Linked DNA regions of Homo sapiens: region 1 is linked to region 2. A link is a loop called in an ENCODE intact Hi-C map of the cell type or tissue named here. Cell type or tissue: ascending aorta. All regions are shown on one strand. Each heading gives the region's core, and the rest is flanking DNA. Links, peaks and the distances in the headings are about the cores only.

Region 1 (8,527 bases), core at 5,913-8,412, 84 kb after region 2:
TTCCTTTCTATCATTAAACTGAATGAAAGCAAAACTAAAGTTTCCCAAAGCCTCATTAGTACATACATTGCTGGAAGTAAAGTTTTTAAAAAGTTTTCATGAAAAAAGGTGGATTCTGTGATATATATTTTTGATACATTCCTTAGTGAAACATAATACAGCAGAAATACATGAATATTTATAAATTAGGCAGTAGTGTCTGTGTTGCCATGATCAAACACAGGCCTAAAAACCAAATACAAGATGAATATTATATATGCATGTGTGTATATATTAAACATATACACAGTCTATACTCTCCACTTACACTAGTCCTGAGGAAACTAACCATAAAAAATGTGATGCTCACATACAGTTACTGCTATTGGGCAATTTGAAATACTCTAAAGGCTTCCACTGACCCACAGTTTGAGAGTCTTTCCTGTAATGTGGTATTGCATACTATTTCTATGGTTTTAATTCACAAGAGAAAGAAAACTTAGTGCAATGAATTCAATCAGCTTTTATGTTAAAATTTCTTTTGACAAATAGGGACATATTACATTTATTTAAAGTGAAGGATTTATGCATTCTTCAACTGGCGAGACTGTTTAAATGCGGGAGTGTGCTGATAAATATGTAACTGAGAGTGCTGACTTATTGTGTTTGTCAATTTCCATGGTGTAAATATACTACTGTAGACAATGTGGAGCTACCATGTAACATGAAGTTGTGAAGAGATGCACAGTGGTACTCCATTGTAGTTATTTCCATAAAATACATACCCCTGTAGTGCATATGTATGCATAACCTCAAGAACAAAGATAACAGTAAAATGTTGCCACATAATTAGAAAGTGATGTTTGCATATTCATTACCTTTTGTCTTCATATAATTTATTTAATTGTAAGTTTATATAATTAAGAATGGCTGTGTTTAACAATCACCTTACAAAAATCCTGAAAATTCAACCATCAGCTCTCTCACAAGGCTGCATTAGTGGGCACCAGCACACCACTGGAAAGCCTAATCAGATAAACTAATTTTTAAAGCTAAACTAATAAAGGAATTCATATTTTGGAAACTCATTTAACCTAGCAGCTTAAAAACTGCACATTTTATGTTAAATAATAAAGTTATACATTTTATACTAAAGTCACATGAAGAATAAAATGAAAACCTGCTTGCAGTGGTTGCTTATCAGTCTTGTTGCAAATGCAACCATCTGCTACAAGTTAAGCATGTTAAATTGACAAGCTAGAGCCTTCTCAATTAACTGCTATAAAGGACCGCCACATGGCAATCAACTTCATGAAATTGAGAGTAAAAAGAAAAATGATATAATTTACTTAAGAACAAAACAAAAGCAAAACAAAACAGCCTGTGGCAGGTGTATCACAGCTATTAATCAATTCACTGATGTCTCAACTCATTTATAACATGGATAGAAATAAACATTCAATTTGTTTCATCCATGTCTTATCCTAATTATTTGCTTTTGTGAGGTAAAATTTTCTAAGAATAAATTGTTACAAGTTTATTAATAATCCCTTCAACAATGCAATAACTAAATTAAAAATTTCTCTTTGGCTATTATTACAGATGATAAAAATCCTGGAGTTTTTCTTTCTATGATAGCAGCAGTAAGGGCATAGACTCTTATCTTCAAAGGTTAGGAGATGAACACAATACAATGCAATCCAGGTCTTTGAAACTGGCAGCCTTGACCTTACACTGACCTGTTTAGTGCGGTGTGCCAAGCCAAGGACTTCAAGGTAACCCCACATGGACCAGGGCAACCCTTTAAAGACAATCTGTCATTCAGAAGATAAAAACTCATCCTGGTGACAGCAGCCCTAACTTCCCTGTGGGTTGCAGCCTGAACAATGGAATGGAGGCAGTCCTGCAGCCCACTAGCCATGTGTGTTATCTTCAGAGTGAGGATGTCCTCTGTAGATAACTTCAATGCATCTAAAATTCTAGACAAAAAGAAAAAAAATGAAGGAGGAACATAAAGCTATTTAAATAAAAGCTCACACTTATTTCTATTATAAACTCTCCCAAAAGCTGTTTTATCTTCATTTTCTTTTAACAAAAGGTTGACTTACAGCCAGAAGAAAAACTGATACATATCTGTCAATATTAGGATTTTACATTGGCATCCCAAATGTTTATATTGACTTTTCCTCCTTATAAAAATTTTTATTCACTTAAGACAGACAGATTAGAATATTAAGATATTCAAAAGTAATCACCATCACACTAATGATAACACTCATGCATATACTTACTGAGATTTTGTTCTAATCCAGGACCCTTTTCCTAGTGATTCATATCTACGAACAAATCAGACTTTAACCTCTAAAACAGTACAGAGTAAAATGCTTTTTCATTTAAAGTTTTCCCATATGATAGATTGTTAAAAGTAATAAACACATGTAATATTTAAAAGAAAGTAAAAATTATAACTGTTAAAAAGCAGAATCAGATGATACCAAGGGAAAAAGCTACTGGACCTAAGGAAAAAGTAAAACTTAACTAATTAATTACAATTAATTAATTGCAAATGCTTTTTAAACTAATATAAGAGCTTACTCTTGCGTTTTAGTTTCAGAGTTCATTTGCTTCAACAGATTATCACTCCCATGATACCATGACAGGTTCCAAGCTATTCTCAGCATATCTGACACCGGCTTCAAGGCCAAACAATCAGCAGATAAGGGCAAAACTATGGAGTAAGGACTCACAGCATGGTGTCCAATTACATGAACAGGTAGATGGTACCTAAAGAAAATGTGTACAAATAATTACAAACTTTCAAATTCTTAAATGCTACTCAAAAAGATGAGCCACAAATGAGGGCTAGTTCAATGCCTCCCAACCCACAATAATGCAAAGGTTTCTCTTAGTCCCTATTTTAAACAATTATCATAATTTATACAGTATTTCAATTATTCTTTTCATCTCCTCTAAACTCCCCAGAACACTTAAATCCTTTCTTGAGGACTTACCACATTCTATGCTATATTAGAGTTGTTGTGGAGATAACTAATGCTCCTTGAAGTCAGGGACCATGAATACAGTGAACCAAACATAAAAGGTGTTCAGCTAAAACACTGATATTTACTTTATGCCAAACACTGCTTATTTTGTATCATTCATTCACAGTTACATGGTATGGCACTATGATACCTATTTTACAAATGATCAAAAATGAGGCTTAAAGCTGATAAATGAATTGCCTATGATCATAGAGGTCACTAAATGACTGAATTCCAGCTTATTGTTTTCACTTGAGAACATGGTTTCATCATCAATAAATTCAACAAGAACCAAGAAATATGTTTAGAAATAAAAACAGATTCAATAGCAGTATCTTTTAAACCAAAGTTAATTTTGTTCTACCGTAAAGACACATGCATGTGTATTTTGTCTCAAGTTTTTCCTTTAACATGGTGAAATAATCTAACATGCATGTAAATTTGCATCCTAAAAGGAACAAAAAGAAATTTTAAAACTCCTAAAATGTATATGGAACAAAACATGGTCCTAAATAGCCAAAACAATCCCGAGCAAAAAGAACAAAGAGGGAGGTATCACACTGCCTAACTCTGAATTATGCTACAAAGCTATAGTAACCAAAACAGCATGATACTAGCATAAAAACAGACACACAGACCAATAAAACAGAATAAAGAATGCACAAATAAATACACACATTTGGTCAATTTTCAACAAAAGCACCGAGAACATAATTTGGGGAAAGAACAGTCTCTTCAATGAATGGTACTCAGAAAACTGGATATCCATATGCAGAAAAATGAAACTAGATCTCTATCTCTCGCCACATATGAAAATCAAATCAAAATGAATTAAAGACTTAATGTAAGACCTGCAACTATGAAACTACTAGAAGAAAACATTAGAGAAATGCTTCAGGACATTAGCCTGGGCAAAGATTTATTAAGTAAGACCTCAAAAACACAGGCAAGCAAAGCAAAAATAAGTAAATGGGATCATATCAAGCTAAAAAGCTTCTGCATAGCAAAGGAAACAGTCAACAAAGTGAAGAGACCACCTATGGAATGAGAGAAAACACTTGCAAACTATTCAACTGGCAAGAGATTAACCATCAAAATATATAAGGAACTCAAACAACTTAACAGCAAAATAATAATAATAATAATCCAATTAAAAGCTGGGCAAAAGATCTGAATAGAAACTTCTTAAAAGACATACAAATGACCAACAGGTATATGAAAAAATTCTCAACATTACCAATCATCAGAGAAATGCAAATCAAAACCACAATGAGATATCTCACCCCAGTTAAAAAGGCTTTTATCAACAAGACAAAAAAAAATAACAGATGCTGGCAAAGATGTGGAGGAAGGAGAATGCTCACACACTGTTAGTGGGAATGTAAATTAGTAGAGTCATTATTGGAAACAGTATGGAGTTCCTCAAAAAACTAAAAACAGAACCTACATATGATCCAACAATCCCACTGCTGGGTATATATCCAAAAGAAAGGAAATTGGTATGTCAAAGAGATATATGCACTCCCATGTTTATTGTAGCACTATTCACAATAACCAAGATATGGAATCTACCTAAGTGTCCATCAATAGATGAATGGATTTTTTAAAATGTGGTATAAATACACAATGGAGTATCATTCAGATGTAAAAAAGAATGAAATCCTGTCACTTGAAACAACATGGATGGAACTGGAAGTCATTACGTTAACTGAAATAATCCAGGCACAGAAAAACAAACATCACATGTTCTCCTTTATATGTGGGAGCTAAAAAAAAAAAAAAATGATCTCATGGAGATAAAGAGTAGAATGATGATTACCACAGGCTGTAAAGGATGGTGGGGAAGGGGGGAATTAAGAAGGGATGGCTAATGGGTACATAAAAATTTAGATAGAAGGAATAAGATCTAGTGTTCAGTAGCACAATAGGGTAAAAATAGTTAACAGTAATTTGTTGTATATTTCAAAATAACTAGAAGAGCAGATCTGAAATGTTCCTAACACAGAGAATCAATAAATGTTAGAGGTAATGGACATCCTAATTACTCTGATTTGATCATTATACATTGTATGCTTATATCAAAATATCACATGTACTCCATAAATATGTACTATTATATACCCATAAAAATAAAATAAACTCCCCCAAATAAATAAGCAAGCAAGCAAAGTGCTGTGGGATATAGCTGAAGGAACTCCTAAGAGAATGGGGAACACAGTTCCTTCAAAGAAGCAACAATAAAACTGACAGCCAATGTTCCTACAAAAAAATGGACTCCAACTGCCAACCTAGAATTCTATACCTAGTGATAACATTTTTTAAAACAGAAAGAATTTTTAGATTAAAAAAAAAAAAAACCTGACAGAAATCATTGCTAATATAAGTGCACTACATTAAATAATAAAAAACTCTTAAAAAAACAAATTCTCAGATGGAGGCAGAAAAACCAAAAAAGCAATAAAAAGTAACAGAAACGACCACGGTATACAAATCTAAATGACTATTTACTGCATAAAATAATTATAATAACATCTTATAGAATTTAAAATATGTATAGAATTTAAATACCTGACAATAAAAGAAAAAAAAAAGAAGAGCAAATAAATGGAATTAATGTGTTCTAAGGTCCTTGCATTGTCTGGGATGTGGTAAAAATACTAGTTCACAGTCAAGGAAGTAAATTATAATCTCTATATTATAAAAGAATAATCATCTGTATAAAATATATAGAAATAATGTATATAGAAGAATACTTAGCTGGGCACAGTGACTCATGCCTGTAATCCCAACACTTTTGGGAGGCTGAGGTGGGAGAATTGCTTGAAGCCAGGAGTTCAAGACTAGCCTGGGCAACAAAGCAAGATCCCAATCGCTACAAATAAATAAATAAATAAAATACTTAATGTATATGTAACTACAAGTTAACAGCTGGAAAACATGGACTAATTTTAAAAATTAATCAAGAAAAGCCAGAGAGGAAAAAGAAAGAAAAAAACCACATTGGACAAATAGAAAATAGCAAGCTAATAATCTGTATCCAAAAATATTAGTAATTATAGTAAATGTAAAATGCATTAAAATATTCCATTAAAACTGTAAATAATGTCAGATTGGACAAAAAAACTCAACTATATACTTCTTAAAAAAAAAAAGTACATTTAAGGACACAGAACAGCTAAAACTACAAGGATGGAAAAATACATATCATGCTAACCACTAACCAAATAAAAGCTGGGGAAGCTACAGTCATAAGAGATCGAGTGAATTCTATATGATGAAGCACTGCTAGAGATAAAGAAATAATTTCATAATGATAGAGACAACCCACCAGCATGTTTACAAACTAAATTACATGGCCTCAAAATACATTGTCAGCCAGAATGACAATGTCATAGTGGAGATTTTAACATGCCTCTCTGCTACCTGAAAGAACTTCACACACATATAATAAAGTAGACACAGGGAAGATCTGAACACTATCAATAAACCTGATATATTTTGAGACTTATAGAACAGTATATCCAACAACTACTACATATACATTATTATTTTCAAGTACACATGGAACATTTTAAAAAGCTGACCATATGCTGGGCCATAAAGTAAAATTCAACAAACTCTAAAGAATTAAAATCATAGAAAATATTTTCTAATGTCAATATTTAGCTAAATATTAATAATAAAATAACTAGAAAACCTAATAAACTAAATCTTCACTAGTTACCCCCAATAACTCTAAACAACCCTTGCATCAATAAAAAAAAATCACAAAACACTTAGAAAATATTTTGAACTAAATAATAAAATATGGCATATCAAATTCGTGGAATATACCAAAAGCCATACTTAGAAACATTGATAGCTTTAAATGAAAGGGCGGCTAATAATCAATGGCCAATCCTCCAGTAAGTTAGAAAATGAACAGAAAATTAAGTTTGAAAAACACAGAAGGAAGAAAATAATAAAAAGCAAAGAGTAATACATCAGGACCACTTTGAGATACACTATACATCCATCAGATGGGCAACAATTTTTTAAATGCCAACATTACTGTGAGTAAAAGAGTAATAAAACCCTTTCTCCTCTTTACGGACAAACATGATATTGAGGTAACTCTCTGTCCCTTTACCCAGTAAAATCAGATAGATATGGAATGTCAAGAATTTACTAAGCTGCTTTGCTTATGATGAAAATGACTCCCCACATCTGGACTGAGACATCTAGGAATAAACTATAAATGCATGATGGGATGTCACAGCTCTGAGCAATCTTGAGTGCTGTGGCTCTTATAAGCAACCTGGAAACTATGCCTACAGCACACTTACTAGAGAACATATTTTCTATTTGGGACATGAGGCTTCCAAGCCAAGACAGCTCCCAGCACCCACAAATGTGATCTCATTCTAAGCATGACTACTGCAGTCGTGTGAGTTTCATTATTTAGCCAAACTAAACACCATTAAGACTGGTAATGCAAATACCAAAGGCTAGTGAGGATGTGGGGCAGCTAGTACTTTTCCACTGATGGTAGGAATGTAAATCAGCACAACAACTTCGTAATACTGTCTGGTAACATCTACTAAAGCTAAACATAAATATCCTATATTCCAACAATGACACGTGTTCAAGAATGTTCTTAGCAGTCATTTCTTCATAATAGCCCAAAACAGAAAACAAATTAAACATCCACAAATAGAATGGTAAATAAAAGTGTTGTATATTCTTAGACAGAATACTACATAGAATAAAAATGAACCAACTATTGATTGCTTCATGCAGCAACATGGACAAATCTCTCCAAGTTGAGCAAAAAGCAATATAATAATGCACTCTATTTATAAAGTTCAAAAACTAGCAAAAATAATGTACAGCAATAGAAATTAAAATAGGATTACATTTTGGGGTGGTAGAAGGTAATGAGAAAGCACAAAAAGGGTTTCCGGTCTGTCAGTAATATTCTATGTCAATCTGTGTGAGATAAATAAGTACGTTTACTCAGAAAAATTCAAGGGCTGTACCCTTATGACTTGTATGCTTTATGTACGATATATGTCAATAAAAACAATTTACTTTTTACAAAAGTCTAAAGAGACATGAAAACCAAATACAATGCAGAACCTTAACTGGTTATTGCATTCTGAAAAAATATACACAAAAGATACTTGGAGATAACTGGAGAAACCACACCATGTTATAGAATTATTTTTAATCTTGTTAGATGGGATCATATTGTAGCAGTTATGTAGAATAATGTCCTTAACTTAAGGATGTGCATGCTGGAATATATAGGAAAGGAGTGAATTTATGTCTGAAACTTATTTCCAATTGGTGGGTGAGGGAGAATTAAATATAAATAAAAATATATATTAGGAGAGAGAAAGCAAAGAGACTCATATGTAAATAATTGATGACTCTAGGCTGAACGACATACAAGTATGCACCGTATAGCTTTCAACTTTCCTGTAAATTTGAACGGTATCAAAATAAAAAATTGGTGGTGGGGAGAT
Region 2 (8,760 bases), core at 4,728-7,227:
GCCCGCCGCCATGTCTGGCTAATTTTTTTGTGTTTTTAGTAGAGATGGGGTTTCACTGTGTTAGCCAGGATGGTGTCGATCTCCTGACCTCGTGATCCGCCCGCCTCAGCCTCCCAACGTGCTGGGATTACAGGCATGAGCACCGCGCCCAGCCAAGGCTTCAGAATTCTCTATAGTAACATTTGGAATTAAAAAGAACAGACTATGGCTTCTAAATTCTGAAGTAAATGATTTCCAATCCAGAATTCTCACTAGCCTAACTATAAATTATATGTAAGGGCGATAAAAGACTTTCAGTCATTTAGATCTCAAAAGACCTCCTCAGTACCTTTTCTCTGAAAGCTAAGGGAGAAGAGACGCTACGCAAAAATGAAGAGCATTAACCAGGAGAGAAGGCCACAGGAGATGGGAGACAGCATGCAGGATGCAGGAGACTGCACATAGCACAGAGGTAAAGGAATTCCTGGAACCAGGTGAATGGATATCCCAGGATGACAGGAAACTGCACCTAGCACAGAGGTAAAGGAATTCCCAGAAACTGGTGAATGGATATCCCAGGATGAAAACAGGCACCAAGTAGGTTAGAAGGAATTGGGAAGAGATTTCTTCCAAAAGATGAAGCGATGAAGTTCTGACAATTCTGAACACACTGAGAGGATGTTTAATTCTGGCAAAGAGCATGGAGCTTGTAAGTGATAACAGGAAAGTCAGCACGTTTTAAAATAATACAATAATTACCTCTAAGGCAAACAAAAGCTGTGCAAGAAAAGAAAGTTAAACACTCTGCAACACGGTTCAACTGTGTATAACACTGTCATAAATTTAATACCATTCACGCTGCCTATTCTCTAATTGGCATTATGGTATATCAATATTAGGAGAATGAGAAGGGAACCCATTTTGGCAGGGTAGGTGGGTGAGGCATGAAAAAAAAGCTAAAGTCTCATTTTCCATAGTAGGAATTCAACAGATAATATTTAAAACTGAATAATCAAGACAAAAAAATATAAGCATGTTATTTAGAGACATGAAAGAGAAGCTATAAAAAGTAGCTAAATGAGGTATAAGTGGTCACCTCTGAGAATATGAGGAATGAAGGCAGAAATCTCCTACTTTTAGTAAAAACTTACAGATACAACTGTTTGGTTCTCTAAAATGTGTACATGGTAAAACTGAAATCAAAGCCCCAAACCAAAACCAAACAGACAAAAAGGAAACAAACAGAATTAATCTATGGTAAATTCATATACTTTCCAACATATACTGAAGGAAAGGCTGGAGTGAAGAACTGACTTTCTATCAGTTTCCATACAGTACTTACTGCAGACTGAAAAGCAGTCTGAGCATCACTGCAAAGAGCAAGTGGACACGACTGGAAGTGTGAGGAGCCTGGAGGCAGCAAGGCTGAGAATAAACTCAAGCAACAGATAACTAGCAAATACACAAAAAGAGAAAAAGAAATCAAGACGATATACAGAGCAAGACATAATGTCTTTTCATCAACCAAAATTCATTTAAATGTCATGCTCTTTCTAGATTAATCCCTTCTGTACATTTAAGTGATGTAGGGTATTCTAGGTCAAGACTTTCTTGCTTTCTTTCCAAAAGGTACTTAATGTAAAAAATAGGCTTTTTAATTACAGTGAACATTCATCAACACAATGGGATCTTAAATATATAAGCCTTCCTTTCAACAGATTTACCCTTGAATTTTACCATTCACTAAATGTGAGCACAAAATACATCTAAAATAAGGCACAAGAGTTCCTCATTTGCATTACTACTTTTAGATATCAGATCAAATATAAGGAGCAAAATTAATTCATTATCTCAACTGATTAATATATCAATTATAGACAAAATCTACTACATATAGAGAGATTTTTATTGATCTTGTTATCTATATGTATTTGCAAATAAAACATATTGAGCACAGTAGGCCCCTTTATCCTTGAGGGATCCATTCCAACACCCCCAGTGGATACCTAAAACCATGAATAGTACCCAACTCCATATATTCTAAGTTTTATTCCTATAAATATGTAACTACAATAAAGTTTAATTATAAATTAGGCAGGTAGGAGACTAACAATAATAATAACAGAATAGTATAATAAAAATTATGTGATTGTGGCCTCTCTGTCTCTCTCTCTAAAATATCTTACTACAATGCACTCATCCTTCTTCGTCTTGTGATTCATCAGTCTGATAACCAAGATTGCTATACTAAGTGATGAATGGGCACGTATCATATGCAGCATGGGTAAGCTAGACATAGCATGATTCACGTCCTGAGGGGAGACAGAGCATATTTCATCATACTACTCAGAATGGCATGCAATTTAAGACGTTAAGTATTGTGTATTTCTGGAATTTTCCATTTAATATTTCTGGACTACAGTCAACCATGAGTAACTGAAGCTATAAAAGGCAAAACTACAGATAAGAGGAGACTACTGTATCTTCATAAACTAGGGAAGGTAAAATCTCTGCTAAGTCAAATGTGTTCAGTATTTTATGGACAAAAGACAGCTGAATATTTCTTAGAAAATGCTCAAAGTCTGAAACCACCTCAAAATGGACTTAGAAAAAAACACTTACACATGACTTAAGATGTAAGTATGAATACTTTCAACATGTATCCCCTATGGGATACTGCTATAAAGCACCATTTAAAAGATAACTCTGACCAGACATTTAACTGAAGTTCCAATACAGTGATTTGTTAGGAGGATGGAGATTTTAGAGGCAGCTGAAACTTAGTAATAATGTAATAAAAGCCTATCATTTTGCACTTGAAGAACTGAATCCCAAGAAGTTAAGTGATTTGCCTAAGGTCCCATATCAAATGTTTTTTGAGTATGATTTTACAGAAAACTTAGACCTTTGAAAGACATCAATTTTAGAATATAATTTCTTCAGATAATTTAAAGACTGTAATTTACTTTGCTTCATACAGCACCTGGCCCAAACCACAGCCTCCATGGACATATAGTAAGCTACATTTATTACTTATCAAAACGTGTTGCTGTTGAATGTATTCTAATAATATTTTAATTCACATATCCTATTTCTATAAGGCAAAGAAAACAGTGTTTGTAATTTAATAGGCCCATTAACTGTCCCAACTTACATTAGGTACACATTTTGTCATGAGTGTGCCAGGAGTATACTTCCTCTCTTCACTTTCTTTGTCTTAAACTTGCCTGTGCCTTTCTAACAGATGTCATGTATCCAAATTCTACTGCTTACACGAACACAAAGAGTATGATTTATTAGGAAACATGGTTTAAATAATTGGTTAATGTATCCATACCCTCACAAAATACGTGATTTGTAATTTAGAGAAATAAAGAGGAAAATTAGCTAGTCATTAGGAAAATCATTGAGATATTCTGTGACTGTAGGCTATCTCATTTTCTTTGTCCAAAAAGGTAACAAAAAAATTATAAACAAAAGCTTTTATAATGAATAATATTACAAAGTATTAGGTAAAAATAAGGGCAAGGTAAATTTCACAAATTCCTCTAGCACAGATTTTTTTTTTCCTGCGTATACTATTATAAACTGATTCATTACCCTACATGGATCCATATGCATCATGAGTCTCATCAGAGACCCTTCAAACACAGCACCACAAACAACATTAAAGAGTTGGGAAATAAAATAGCCCTGGCTTTGCCTGGCTGGAAGTCTTTAAATTTCCCAGGTCCAGGAGGATTGGTTGCAGGACACCCACAGTCATCCATGCAGAGCCAGGCTCCCACACCTATTGCCATTTTGGCCTCAGCAGGGAGGGCAGGGCCCAGCACACTGCCCTCACTGCACTCAGTCCTCTGAGTGAAGTCACTGAAATTCTCTGACGAGCCAAGTGTGTCAGCAAGAGCAAAAGCCTTTCCCCAAGCAGTACCGTGCTCCAACCAAAGCCAAAGTTGGGAAATTTATAATTAAATTACATAGGGGTTGTGGTTGGGAGACTTTTGAAAAGGTTTGAATTTTCCTCCTTACAACATTCTTTAAAGTGCAAAACTGGAGACTCAGTTAATCATTGGGAAATAAAGTCTGTTGTTCTGATGGGGAATGAGAAAACTGGGACAACGTCCAGTTTTTGTTTTCAACTAAGAAAATTTGAGTGAACTGACAGTGAGGTAGTAGGTACAGGAAAGCTATGGCCTCCCAAGAATAAGAGGCTTTTAGAGAAATGCTTTGAGGAACGCTTCTCCCCTAGAGCTCTATCCAGGCTTCTGAAGGCGCTGCTGGAGATGGATGAGAAAATGGGGGATGCCTTAACAGGCTTCTTATCTATGCTGGAAAGGTAACCAGATTTTGTAGCACAAGGGAGACAAAGTCCCCTGAGGACCCTGTGACACTCTCCACAGGACAGCTCCTGGGTGAACCAGGAAGCATTTTCTTCTTACTGGCAATCCTTTCTGCATCTCAACATCATCAAGCCTTGTGCCCAAAATGCACAAGCAGTCATACCAGAAATATCTGCATGATCATGACTCTCACAGGCAAAGAAGTGGGTAAAAATCTCCAAATTCTAAGCAACAAAGGGACTATAACAAATCAGCACAGGAACAATCTTCTAAGCAACAAAGGAATTATAACAAACCAGCACACAGACAATCTTCTATCTTTGCCAAACGTGGCTGGCTGATTGGGAAGCTGAAGCAAATTCTTCAATCAACAATTCTACTACTTTTCTGCCTTTCAGTGAGAAGACAAAAATCATAAAACCACATGATTAAAAAGAATAATTCTAAATACTGAAAAATCTAAAAATATTCCTATTTGTAAAAAACAATGTACAACTTTAACTTAGTAAACACACAGTTTTTAAAAAATTACTCATCTACTTATAAAATAATACTTTAGTGATTTTAGAATGTTTTCTGATTAACAAAATTCTTGATTCACATTTTAGACTGTAAACATAATTTTATAAGATAAAACAGGCAACAGGGCTTGGAAAGGGGGCATTTTCTTCCAAATGTGCCAGACAAGTCCACTTACCTATACATGTAACCAACCCCAAAAATCTGTGGTCCATTTCTAGAAATCAAATGTCACTTAGAATATATTTTCAGAGACGTAGATATATCTTTAAAATTACAATAAATTTTGAACCATAACTGCATTTCTGAAATATATCCATTTTGGTCATGATATGAAACACTGTTTTGATCAACTGTTAGATTTAGATTAGTAATATTTCACTTCAAATCTTTACATCATATTCACTGAAGAAACTGGTCAACATAAGCGGGTGGGGCTAAGGAGGAGATAGTTAATTTAACTTTATAAACTTTTGTATCATTTAAACAGTCATAATAAGCATTACTATTTCTTAATTTAAATGACTGAGACAGTTTTTAACAAGACCATGACTGAAAGTCAATTTATTTAAACGCTAAATAAAGTTTTTGAAAAACCAAGAAATGACGTACCTGAAGGATTACATCACTAAGTTGTTCTAGAGATTTCTGATTTTCCTGAGAGTCATCAAGAAGTGAAGCCACTGTTGGACTACAGCATAAATGTGTTTTGCTCTTAGCCTGGAGATGCCCTTTTGCTTCTTCGGTCAAGAGAACAGAAAGGAATTGCAAGCTGGCAGTATACAGGGCAGGACACGTGGCAGACAAGCCTGCACATGTGCAGAACATATCTAAAGGAATAATTTCAGATGTGAATGTTTGAAAATTTCTTCAAAATTCAACAAAAAGGAAATCAAGTTGATTTTAAAGTAACTATACTCTGGATCATCTAGATTACCAACTTGTGTGATTGTGTTGCAACTGTTAAAGGAGCTGGTGCCAACCAGAACTTAAAAGCAAGACTTAGTATGCAGTGTTGGCACAATGTACAAACAAATATTTCATAGCAGTTCAGACAGCACATGAGTGGTCATGAACTGATTCACAAACTTAATACAGAGTGGAAAGAACAGACCAAACTGAAAGGAATTTACACTGAAACAGTCATTATTAATTTCCTGTTGTGAGAACTGATTTTGTTTAATCAAAATTACATGTGTTGTTTTACATTTTATAAACTTGAAAAATTGGATTTATAATTTTGTTTGATTTTATATTTTAGATTTATGCTTGTGTGATAATTATAACCATAAAAATTTTTACTTAGATTTTGGCTTGTACAAATTAAAGTTACATAAGAAAAATAAAGTAGTCAGCAGTAGGGTTTCATGAGAATTATGTTCATTTAAATGATGTCCAAATATTAGTCAAGTTCGAGAAAAGACTCTTATAGATAACACAAGTTACGGAGTGACCACGACATGTTTTAAATGTATATGGGCATATGAGATGGCAATTGATTTAAAAAAATAAAAATAAACAAAAATAAAACCATGGCAAAAAAAATGATAATTGTTATTAATGTTTTCATTAACATTACTATTATGAAAACCATTTATGCAGTAAGTTACTTTTGATTAGTACTATTATTACATAAAACTGTACACATATTTTGAAGGAAGGTTTTGAATTTAATATGTATTTATTTTATCACTAAAGAAATAGTGTTAGATAAATAAGTTTAAGTCAGAGGTCAGCAAACTTTTTCTGTAAAGGTCCAAGTAGTAAGTATTTTATACTCTGCAGGTAACTGGCTTTTTCACAACTATTCACCTCAACTTTTGTAGCATGAAAGCAGCCATATGCAATATGTAAGTGAGTGTGGCTATGTTCCAATAAAACTTTATTTACCAAAACAAGCTGCAGGCCAGATTTATCTAATGTGGGTAGCATCATGCTTTCTATTGATATTATTGGTGATTCAGGTGATAAACTAATTTTCCCCCAATAAATACAAGAAGAAAATCCCAATGTCTTAATCAGTCAATCTCTTTCAATTATTATATTTTAAACAAAATAATGATATCCTACGTGGACACTGTACTCCATGGTAGACTCAGAACTCCTACATCCAGAAAATTAACAATTCTGTTCCTTGTTAAACATGCATTTGCCATAATTCTTACTATCGCTTTGGTTAAAAATTGTATCATGCATTTAAGTTTACTGAATGATCAAATGATAAAATAAATGTTAAAAAAAATCGGTCAGTTGAATTAGCAGGTACTTTGGAAGCTTAAAATAACTCAATTTTGAGTACATTTAAGTAGGTTGTTTAAAAAGGTTACATAAATGTCAGTTATGAATATTTATGTTAAAAAACAGCTTTTTTCTATGCTAAAATTTAGGAGGCTTCATGAAAAATTAAAGATTAGTTATTTTAAAATAATCATGTTTATTTTAGTGGGCAACTATCATGAAAAACATAAAAATAATTATACTATACTCTTGGCATTTCTGTACTATAAGAAAATTCTGATGTGATGAGAAAGTTATTTGTATCCTAACTTTCCATGTTATCATGTATACCAGATTTTATATATGAAGATGTATCCACATACAATGTACATATGTCAGAAAGGATACTGGTTTCTATACCAACACAGTAAAATTTATCTCATTGTTTTATAATCATATCATATGTACCTTTATAAAACCACAGGCTTACAACTGACAAATGGGATCTAAACTAAAGAGCGTCTGCATAGCAAAACAAACTATCATCAGAGTGAACAGGCAACCTACACAATGGGAGAAAATTTTTGTAATCTATCCATCTGACAAAGGTCTAACATCCAGAATCTACAAGGAACTTAAACAAATTTACAAGAAAAAAACAAACAACCGCATCAAAAAGTGGGCGAAGGATACGAACAGACACTTCTCAAAAGATGACATTTATGCGGCCGACAAACATGAAAAAAAACCCATCATCACTGGTCATTAGAGAAATGCAAATCAAAACCACAATGAGATACCATCTCAGGCCAGTTAGAATGGTGATTATTCAAAAGTCAGGAAACAACAGATGCTGGCGAGGATGTGGAGAAAATGGGAACACTTTTACACTGCTGGTGGGAGTATAAGTTAGTTTAACCATTGTGGAAGACAGTGTGGCAATTCCTCAAGCATCTAGAACCAGAAATACCATTTGACCCAACAATCCCATTACTGGGTATATACCTAAAGTTTTATAAATCATCCTACTGTAAAGACAAATGCACACATATGTTTACTGTGGCACTGTTCACAATAGCAAAGACTTGGAACCAACCCAATGCCCATCAATGACACAGTGGATAAAGAAAATGCAGCACATATACACCATGGAACATTATGCAGCCATAAAAAAAGAATGAGTTCATGTCCTTTCAGGTACACGGATGAAGCTGGAAGCCATCATTCTCAGCAAACTAACACAGGAACAGAAAACCAAACACTGTGTGTTCTCATTCACAAGTGAGAGATGAACAATGAGAACACATGGACACAGGGTAGGGAACATCACACACCGTGTCGGGGGATGAGAAGCAAGGGGAGGGAGAGCATTAGGACAAATACCTAATGCATGTGGGGCTTAAAACCTAGATGATCGGTTGATAGGTGCAGCAAACCACCATGGCACATGTATTCCTATGTAAAAAACCTGCACGTTCTGCACATGTATCCCAGAACTTAAAGTAAAATTTAAAAAAACCAACAGTGGCCAATATAATGTTCTCAATAAAACAGAGCTTCAGGGATGACATCTTTAAAAAGCTTAAAAAATAATAAAACCACAGGCTTTCCTAACTCGCTTTTATGTTATCTCAAAATGTGTTTCAATTTTTCAAAAATGCATTTTTGGGGGGCTCAAGAACACTGCAAATTTTTCAAAGCAAGC

The links. A loop is a pair of places that touch in the nucleus more often than their neighbours do. Peaks named below come from ENCODE experiments on the same cell type or tissue, not always from the same donor. Only the 100,000 strongest peaks of a DNase experiment are listed, where the experiment ranks them.
Region 1: a loop joins it to region 2, with 3 times the contacts of the local background. A loop is called at or near these places in 2 of 110 quality-filtered maps.

The regions. Positions count from the first base shown.
Region 1 is chr18:70,125,784-70,134,310 of GRCh38, forward strand. It overlaps RTTN (rotatin), which reads right to left. Exons shown (of 49, transcript NM_173630.4): 24 at 2,575-2,763; 25 at 1,719-1,958. Among named protein-coding and RNA genes, the nearest start is that of RTTN, 76 kb to the right of the region's middle. In ascending aorta, for the core only: no CTCF peak of the experiment used is centred there; a DNase peak (open chromatin) is centred at 7,398; H3K27ac peaks cover 1,064 bases.
Region 2 is chr18:70,042,521-70,051,280 of GRCh38, forward strand. It overlaps RTTN (rotatin), which reads right to left. Exons shown (of 49, transcript NM_173630.4): 40 at 5,451-5,668. Among named protein-coding and RNA genes, the nearest start is that of CD226, 99 kb to the left of the region's middle. RefSeq lists an enhancer at 5,034-6,233. In ascending aorta, for the core only: no CTCF peak of the experiment used is centred there; a DNase peak (open chromatin) is centred at 5,791.